2 separate regions of the Homo sapiens genome follow, and region 2 is linked to region 1. Evidence: read pairs that join two places in POLR2A ChIA-PET (ENCODE). Cell type or tissue: PC-3. All regions are shown on one strand.

What was found. ChIA-PET counts read pairs that join two places held together with the same protein. Peaks named below come from ENCODE experiments on the same cell type or tissue, not always from the same donor. Only the 100,000 strongest peaks of a DNase experiment are listed, where the experiment ranks them.
Region 2: POLR2A ChIA-PET joins it to region 1 with 5 read pairs; 2 of 35 experiments call an interaction of 5 or more read pairs at or near these places.

What each region holds. Positions count from the first base shown.
Region 1 is chrX:8,847,417-8,851,416 of GRCh38, forward strand. No RefSeq gene overlaps it. Among named protein-coding and RNA genes, the nearest start is that of FAM9A, 48 kb to the left of the region's middle. In PC-3, a CTCF peak has its summit at 2,713; no DNase peak of the experiment used is centred here; H3K27ac peaks cover 3,806 bases.
Region 2 is chrX:8,986,697-8,990,696 of GRCh38, forward strand. No RefSeq gene overlaps it. Among named protein-coding and RNA genes, the nearest start is that of FAM9B, 45 kb to the right of the region's middle. In PC-3, no CTCF peak of the experiment used is centred here; a DNase peak (open chromatin) is centred at 1,985.

The DNA of each region.
Region 1 (4,000 bases):
CCATATTTTTGAACATTCAGAACGAGTATACTCACATTTCTTCTCTTGCTTCTGGTGACCCAGATCTTGCCCTCAGCTGGAAAGCTGTCATGCCCTGTGTTTCTATTTTGAAATATGTACCTTGTTTACTGGATCATATTTGTCAGAGAAAGTGTATCAGCACAAACATTTCAAAATCTGCACTCATTATTCTGTAGAACTGAGATAACTTTTGTCTGCTTCATTCATTTGTTGATGACTCAAACTCATTTATTGGCAAACATTATTTGAATGAGTTTCCTATTAGTCTCTCTTAAAGAATATTAACAATAATGATATGCAAAAGTCAATATTCTTTACTACACAGACAAACTGAATTTCTCAACCCACTTGACAGTTTAAAATTGCCATTAGGAAGAATTTGACTTTCAAGGAGAATTAAATGGCATTTATTGTGGTGACTGATTATCAGCATAAGAACCATGCATTTTTCTGCTACAGTAGAGGAAATAATTTAATTAGTCTGTTATTGTAAATGTTCTGATTTTAATACATTAACTTGTGGCCTGCAGCTGATAGAAAAGAAATTAACACTGACTCTTTTTGACTGTGGAATGAATTGGATTTTCCAGGGCAAGAAAATTAATTATAAATGCTCTCTATTTAAGATTGCCAGATTTTTTATGATAAATGATGTAATTATGAGATGTCAAGTATACAAATAGTCATGCATCGACATTTCAGCTTATTAATTCCAACATTCACCATTGCGTATGACATATTCTTCACATTTAATTGCTCAGTAGAGGGGAGGCAAAATCATTGTTCTCCTCATTTTCCTTGTGATTTTCAGGCAGTACATTTCAGAAGACGTTGAATGCTAATGCATTAAATTTCTGATGACAGCCTCATGTTGCATTTTGAGCTAAGACCAAAATAAATAAAATTCAGGATAAAGTAGGATAAGGCAACAGAAGGAGGAACAAAGCTTTACAAAATGGCAAGTTGGGTGAAGTTTGTCTTCAGCTCCCTCTCATCTCTCTGTTTCCCTTCCTCTCTTCTACCCATTCTGGGGTGTGTGAATGAGTCCTTGGTGCCTTGATGGCGAATTCTAGGGTCTCAGGAGCTTCCACCTTTCCCGGAAATGCTCTCCTTCTCTCATTGATCAGTGTCCCTGTTCATTCTGTTACAGCATGAATACAATTGAACAGCATCGGAAGAATTCAGGGCCACTCCCCTGTGGCCACAGTTATGAGTCACAGTTGATAAGGTACATAATCTTAAAAATCCTGCAGTACCTTTAAAAATAAGTTTGTATTTTGTTCATCCCACCTGTGATGTTCAGTTTTACAAGTCAATGCAGTTAGGCTACAGTTCCCAGTTATCCAATCAAACACCAATCTAGGTGTTGCTATTTTGGTATAGCAAAAGGTGTTTTGTAGTTGTGGTTAAAGTCTGTAATCAGCTGACTTTAAGTAAGGGAGGTGATCCTGGACTATTTGCATGGACCAGTATAATCACAGGGGTCCTCATTAGAGGGAGGCAAGTGGGTCAGAGTCAGAAAAAGAAGACATAATGATGGGGGCGGAGATTGAAGTGATGCCCTTTGTGAAAATAAATTCATCAAATTGAAGCTGTTGGAATGTTAAATTATTTTGAGGCTTGAAGGAATGTGATTGTGAGATCTGAGTCATGCAGCCAGCAGCTGTAACCTTTGCTTCACCGATGATAAATTAACCCTCTTCCTAAGTTTTCCTTGTTTTGTAAAATGTTGTGAAAGAGTAAATGGCACCAGAGAGAAGACCCCTTCACTCTTAATTACTAACCTTTTATTATAGATTAACTGCCTTCTTTCTTTTCTTGCACACAACTCAGACCAGATGGTGCAAAATATCCCGTGGCTATCAAATTGCTTAAGACAGAATTTTTTTAAATTAAAAAATTATTTTTTTTAGAGACAGAGTCTCATTCTGTAGCTCAGTGCAGGGGTGTGATCACAGCTCACTGCAACCTTGAACTCCTAGGCTCAAGTAATCCTACTTCAGCCTCTCGAGTAGCTGGGACTACAGGCACAAGCCACCATGTCTGGCTTAATGTGGACTATTAAATATGCCTTTCCTTAAAAGGAATAAGCTGTAACAAATCAAAATTACTGCAACTCATAACCCAGTCTTATGTGAAAGTGTTGTAATCATGGTAAACTTCTTTGTATTTATCTAAATGAGTGTGAAACCCTGACCTCTCCACCTCTGAGCACTGACTCCACTCCTTTGGAGTTTGTATTTCCCAAGAGGACAAATTCGAACTTTGCTCTTGAATAAACTCTTTAAATTTGGATTCTGATCCCTTTGTTTATTTCAGGTTAACACCTTTGATGGTGGAGGAAGGAGCTGCCGGGCAAGGAACATGGGTAGTCCCTAGTGGTTGGAAAGACATGGAAAAGCAGATTCTTACCTGGAGCCTCCAGGAAGAACCAGCCCTGCCAAAGTTAGGTTTCAACTCATTGAGACCCATTTCAGACTTCTTACCCCCAGAATTGTAGAGTGAGAAATTTGAGTTGTTTTGAGCCACTAAGTGTGTGGTAATTTGTTACTGCAGCAATAGAAAACTCATATACCATAAGATACCTCTGAAAATTATGCAAGTGTGTAAAATCTACTATTTATTCAATCTACAAAAACTGCTTTGATGCCTATATGCATGCAAATCCTTCTTGCAATAACTCTGCTACACCTCTAGAGGCACAGTCCGTAGGTTGATACCATTGACCAAAACAGACAAGTGTGGGCCAGGCAACACCTCCCATCAGTCCCTGCTGCACTTTCCCTTCTAGCCCTTGGTAGAGTCTCACGATCCTTCTCCAGGCAGCCATGTCCAGGCTTTCAAGATGAAACCTATCAGCTTTCCCCATCAGACCTGTATCTCATTTTCCCCCTTTTTGTTACCTGAGGCAGGCAGAATTCTAAGATGCACCCTAAGATTCCCAGCCCCTGGCATATATACCCTATGTAATCCCCTCTCTTTGAGGATAGGCAGTACCAGTAAATATGATGGATGCCACTCCAGTGATTCCATCCCTAATCAGCTCGCACTGAATTAATCAAAAGGAAGATCATCTGGGTGGGACTGATCAAGCCAGCTGAGCCCTTAAAAGTGACAAGAAGTAGCAGCAGAAGCTGTTCTACTTAACAAAGAAAGCAAACAGCCATGTTGTAAACTGCTTATGGGGACCATGTGGCAAGAAGCGTCAGGCAGCTACTAGCTGAATAAGGCCTTGGGAGATGACCAGCAGGAAAGGAGAAACCTCAAACACACAGCTAGAGGGAAATGCGTTCTGCCAACAACGCTGTGAGCTGAGAATGAAACTGTGAGCATGATTACGAGAAAGGGACACAGTCCAGCTGACATCTTGGTTTCAACCTGGTGAGAAGTGAACAGAGAGCCCAGGTAACCCATTCCCAGATGCCTGACTCGTGGAAACTGTGAGACAGCAATTGGTGTTGCTGTAAGCCACTAAGTTGGTGGTCATTTGTCATGCAGCAATAGCAAATAATACACCATCTTGCAAAAAGCATATACTTCAGTTTGCAACCACCAAATGCACAAAATTAATGTAAACTATGTTATTAATTTTTTATAACCATACATGTGCTACAGAATAAGAGAAATGCTTTTCTAAAATGAAAAGAAGTTGTAGTCTGAGCAGAATGGGTGGTTGGAAGAGATGCTTCCCTTTAAAGTAACCTTCCCTTCCAATCCCTTCCCATAATTCCTACTTGCTCACTTGGAATGCTAGATCAGCTCAGGTAGCAAGGAGATATTCCAGGCTTTCTAGATTACTGCTATTCATGCTGGCTTCCAAATCCTGTCGTTTCCACGACCTTGGGGGTCTTTGTCACTCACTGGACCTTCTACGCAACGGCAAATGGAACTTTTGCTTTATCCTCCTAAATCGTAATCCTATTGCATATTTCCACACTGTTTTTTTTTCCTCCTCATTCCAAAGCATATACCAGATGGT
Region 2 (4,000 bases), 140 kb after region 1:
CTCCCTTTACACAGTACACCACATCTGGTTTGCAACACAAAGTTACGAGGCACACTAAGGGAGAAAAAAAACGCAGCTTGAAAGACAGGCCTCAGAACTAGACTCATATAATGATAGCAATGTTGGAATTAGTATACTAAAAGTTTTAAATGACTATAATTAATACAATAAAGGCTGTAATGAAAAATGTTTGAAAATGTGCAGAAACAAATTGTAACTTAGCAGAAAAGTGAAACCTCTATAATTGAAAAGAAAATAGAAATTTTTAAAAAGTAAATAACAGAAATAAAAATGCATTTGATAGACTCAGCAACAGACTGGAGACAACAACAACAAAAAGAATTACTAAGCTTGAAGAACCCAATAGAAATTTCTCACACTAAACAACGAAGAGAAAAAAATAAGAAAAAAATAGAATGGAGTATCTAAAAACTGTAGGAAAATTAAAAAATTGTAACATATGAAGAGTGGAAAGATTGAGAGAGAAGAAAGAGATGAAGAAATGGAAAAATATATATATTTGAAGCCAGAATGACTTTCCCAAAATTAATAACAAGTATATCAAATCTAAATAACAAACAGATCAAGTAAGCTCAGAAAACACCAATCAAATTAAAGACCAAAACATTTAAGCCTACCTGTATTATGTTCAAATTAAATCATATAAACAGAAAATTTCAAAAAAGCTACAGGCGGAAAACAACTTATTATTAAAGGAGCAAAAATAATAATTTCATACATAATTTTCAGAAATCATGCAAGGTCTCTACAGTGGGCTGTCCGGTCCTCTTCTGCAGGGTTGGTGGGACACCACTGAGCAGATCTGGGGGCCCTGGCTTGCCCACGAATATCCCAATGATGAGTGCAGGCACCAGTAGTAATAGGGGTGGCTGGGAGGAGCCCCTGGTGAAGTGTGTTGAGGTCTCTGCAGGGAGGTGAGGGGGCTGTACTGGCTCTTTCTCCTAAATAAGCAGAAATGTGATTTGTTTCCTTATCACACCCCTGTTTCAGGGCTCATGACTCCTAGTTCAGATGCACACTCTAGTCTATCTCCAGACTGCAATGTGGTTGACAGCCACGGGGGAACACTTGTTTTGCAACTCTCCATGGGAGCAGTTTCAGGTCATAACCTTGTCACTCAACCTGATACAGACAGCTTTAAGGCTCACCTGTTCTCTGATGTGGCAGTACTGCTGCTTCCTGTAAACAGGAGACACCACCTGTGGGCTTGTGCATGTACGTATTTGTTGTGGTGGTGCCACTTTGGGGCCCATGTCAGTGGGTGTTGGTCATGGTGTTGTCAGCTGGTTGGATCGGCCTGAGCTTAGGCCCTGGGGGAAGTGGTCAGGTGCCGGAAAAGTTGGAACAGGGTAGGTAGTTCCCCAGCTCCCAAGCCCCTAGATGGCCTACTGGACAGCATGTGTGACTCCTAAGGGGCAGGACCGGAGTCAGGGTAGCCCAGAATTCAGGTGCTGGCTGTGATGGAGTGGGCTGGTCCCTAGGTCACCAGGCAAACTCTTAGGCAGGGTAGGTAGAATGCTTCAGTGGCGAGAGCCTGAGGGAACATTACAGGCGTGTCAGAGTTGGGTTTTCATAAGGGCTCTGGGCCATAGGTGAACTGTTCAATGGGGACAAGAGAGCTGTGCTGTGAGCCTTTCACTGGAGAGGGCAGGACCCCTCAGCTGGGGCAACGGAGACTGGCAGCTGTTGGGCACACGGCACACTTGCACTTCCCTCCCACCCAAATAATGCTGAACTTCACAGCTGCAGGCATGCAAAGATGCCAAGCATATTCTGTTACCACTAGGAGTTTTCCCCTGATGAAAGCAGAGCCACGATCCACCACGGTGTTCAGGTGGGGACAAGGTCCCTGCACTGGAAGCCCAAGCTGAGGCTTGCCTGGCTTAGAGCAGTGAGGGTGGGTGGGGTGAGTCACATGGTTTACAAACTGAGTAGTTCCAAGAGAAGGGCAGAGCTGTGCCTGTCTGAAGAGTTCAGGCTGGGGCGGAGTTGCTGTGCTGGAAGCCCTGATGGGAACTTTGCCTGTGGAGGAGGAGCACAGCCTTCTGACGACACTGTGGCTGCAGCCTCTAGCAGGATTATTGCACTGAACTGGGCTGCTCAGGGATCCAGGACCTGTGGGGCTCCATGTGGGCTTGAGCAGCACCTCTGCAAAGACTCCCAGCAGCTCTCTGTGTCGGTCTAGAGGCCCGGGGCTGGAGTTAGGGGGATTCTGCCATGCCCAGGGTTGCAAAGGTCCCTGTTGGAAGTGTGAATCTCCCGGGCACTCTCCCTCACTCACCTTTTCCCCATGGTAGGGAGTTTCTCACTGGTGCGCACTAGTCCTGGGCGGGTGGCTGCCCAGCTTCAGTCCTTTCTGTTCTCTGTGGGTGCCTTGCTTCCTTGGTAAATCCTGACACGGTCTCAGATGATTCCCTTGAAGAGCTAGTATTTACTCACCATTATGTTTCCTCTTCATGAGATCGCTACACACTAGCTGCTTCTAGTAAGCCATTTTGGACCAACCTCCAAATATCAAGCTTTTAAAAAGAATAAAAAGCCATCTTATCTGGTACACTTGAAATACAAATTTTGAATTTTGAAATTATGTTTCGTCTGAGCAGGAGGCTTGCTGGCATGACTTGGCCTGCAAAATTGACCTACTTTGATCTTTGTAATTAAACGAGACTTTTGAACTTCTTCTCTGTAAATGAATTCTTCAAAATGGTCATTAAAGATACTCCTCGTACGTCTTTGTTCATATTTTTTGTTTTAAATAAAGATTGACTTGCCATCAGTAACAAATGTAAAACTAATACAAAGACACTATCTGGAGTAGGCCGTAAATGTACTGGTCTGTGTATACCCGGCATCTAGGAAGTAAATAATAATAATTATGGCACTTATTATTACATGGGATAGCAAAGCATTTATTGACACCCAAAGCTTCAGGTGAAACACAGAATTAAATGGCTTCTCTAATTAGATGGCTCCGCTAGAAAGGAAGGTGCAAAATATTACGGAAGAGCATTGATCACAGTGCATTGGCCCATTATTACCCAAATTCTGAACGATAAAGGATGTTTTTTAATTAATTCTCTATCTCCCCATTGAATTATTGGACTCCTCACCACGTTTTCCATTGCTTGAATGACATATGGGAGTGATCACCTGTCTGCTGCTATAGGTGTGGAATATGGGAATCAGTTCTTTTCCTAGGTCTGTTCTTAGGCAGGCAGATTTGATTTTGTGTCCGGACAGCAATTCCAAGACAGTCAGCACCATTACTCCCAGAATTGTATTTCTAATCACAGGACAATAAATTTCTAATTAGACACCAACTTATGTAAAATAAACATGTAGCAGAAAAGCCAGGAAAAATTAAGTTAGGTTAGAAGTTAAAAGTAGCCGGGTGTGATGGTGTACACCTGTAGTCCCAGCTACTTTGGAAGCTGAGATAGGAGGATCATTTGACCACAGGAGTTCAAAGTCAGCCTCGGCAATAAAATGAGACCCCCATTCCCTTCCAAAAAAGTAGCCAAACATAATTATTAATTTTTCCCTATCTAAACCTCAAATTTTTTTGTTTGTTTTTTTGTTTTGTTGGAGGCAGAATCTCACTCTGTCACCCGGGCTGGAGTACAGTGGTGCGATCTCGGCTCACTGCAACCTCCACCTCCTGGGTTCAAGCGATTCTCCTGCCTCAGCCTCCCGAATAGCTGGGACTACAGGCGTGTGCTACCACGCCTGGCTAATTTTTTGTATTTTTAGTACAGACAGGGTTTCACCGTGTTAGCCAGGATGGTCTCGATCTCCTGACCATGTGATCCACTCGCCTCGGCCTCCTGAAGTGCTGGGATTACAGGTGTGAGCCACCATGCCCAGCCCTAAATCTCAATTTTTAAATCAGCAATGTGAGTGCAACAATATTTGATAATTTAGATTTGCTGCTTGTGTTTTCCTTGTATATTATGTCTGGGAAGTTGACATAATATATGGC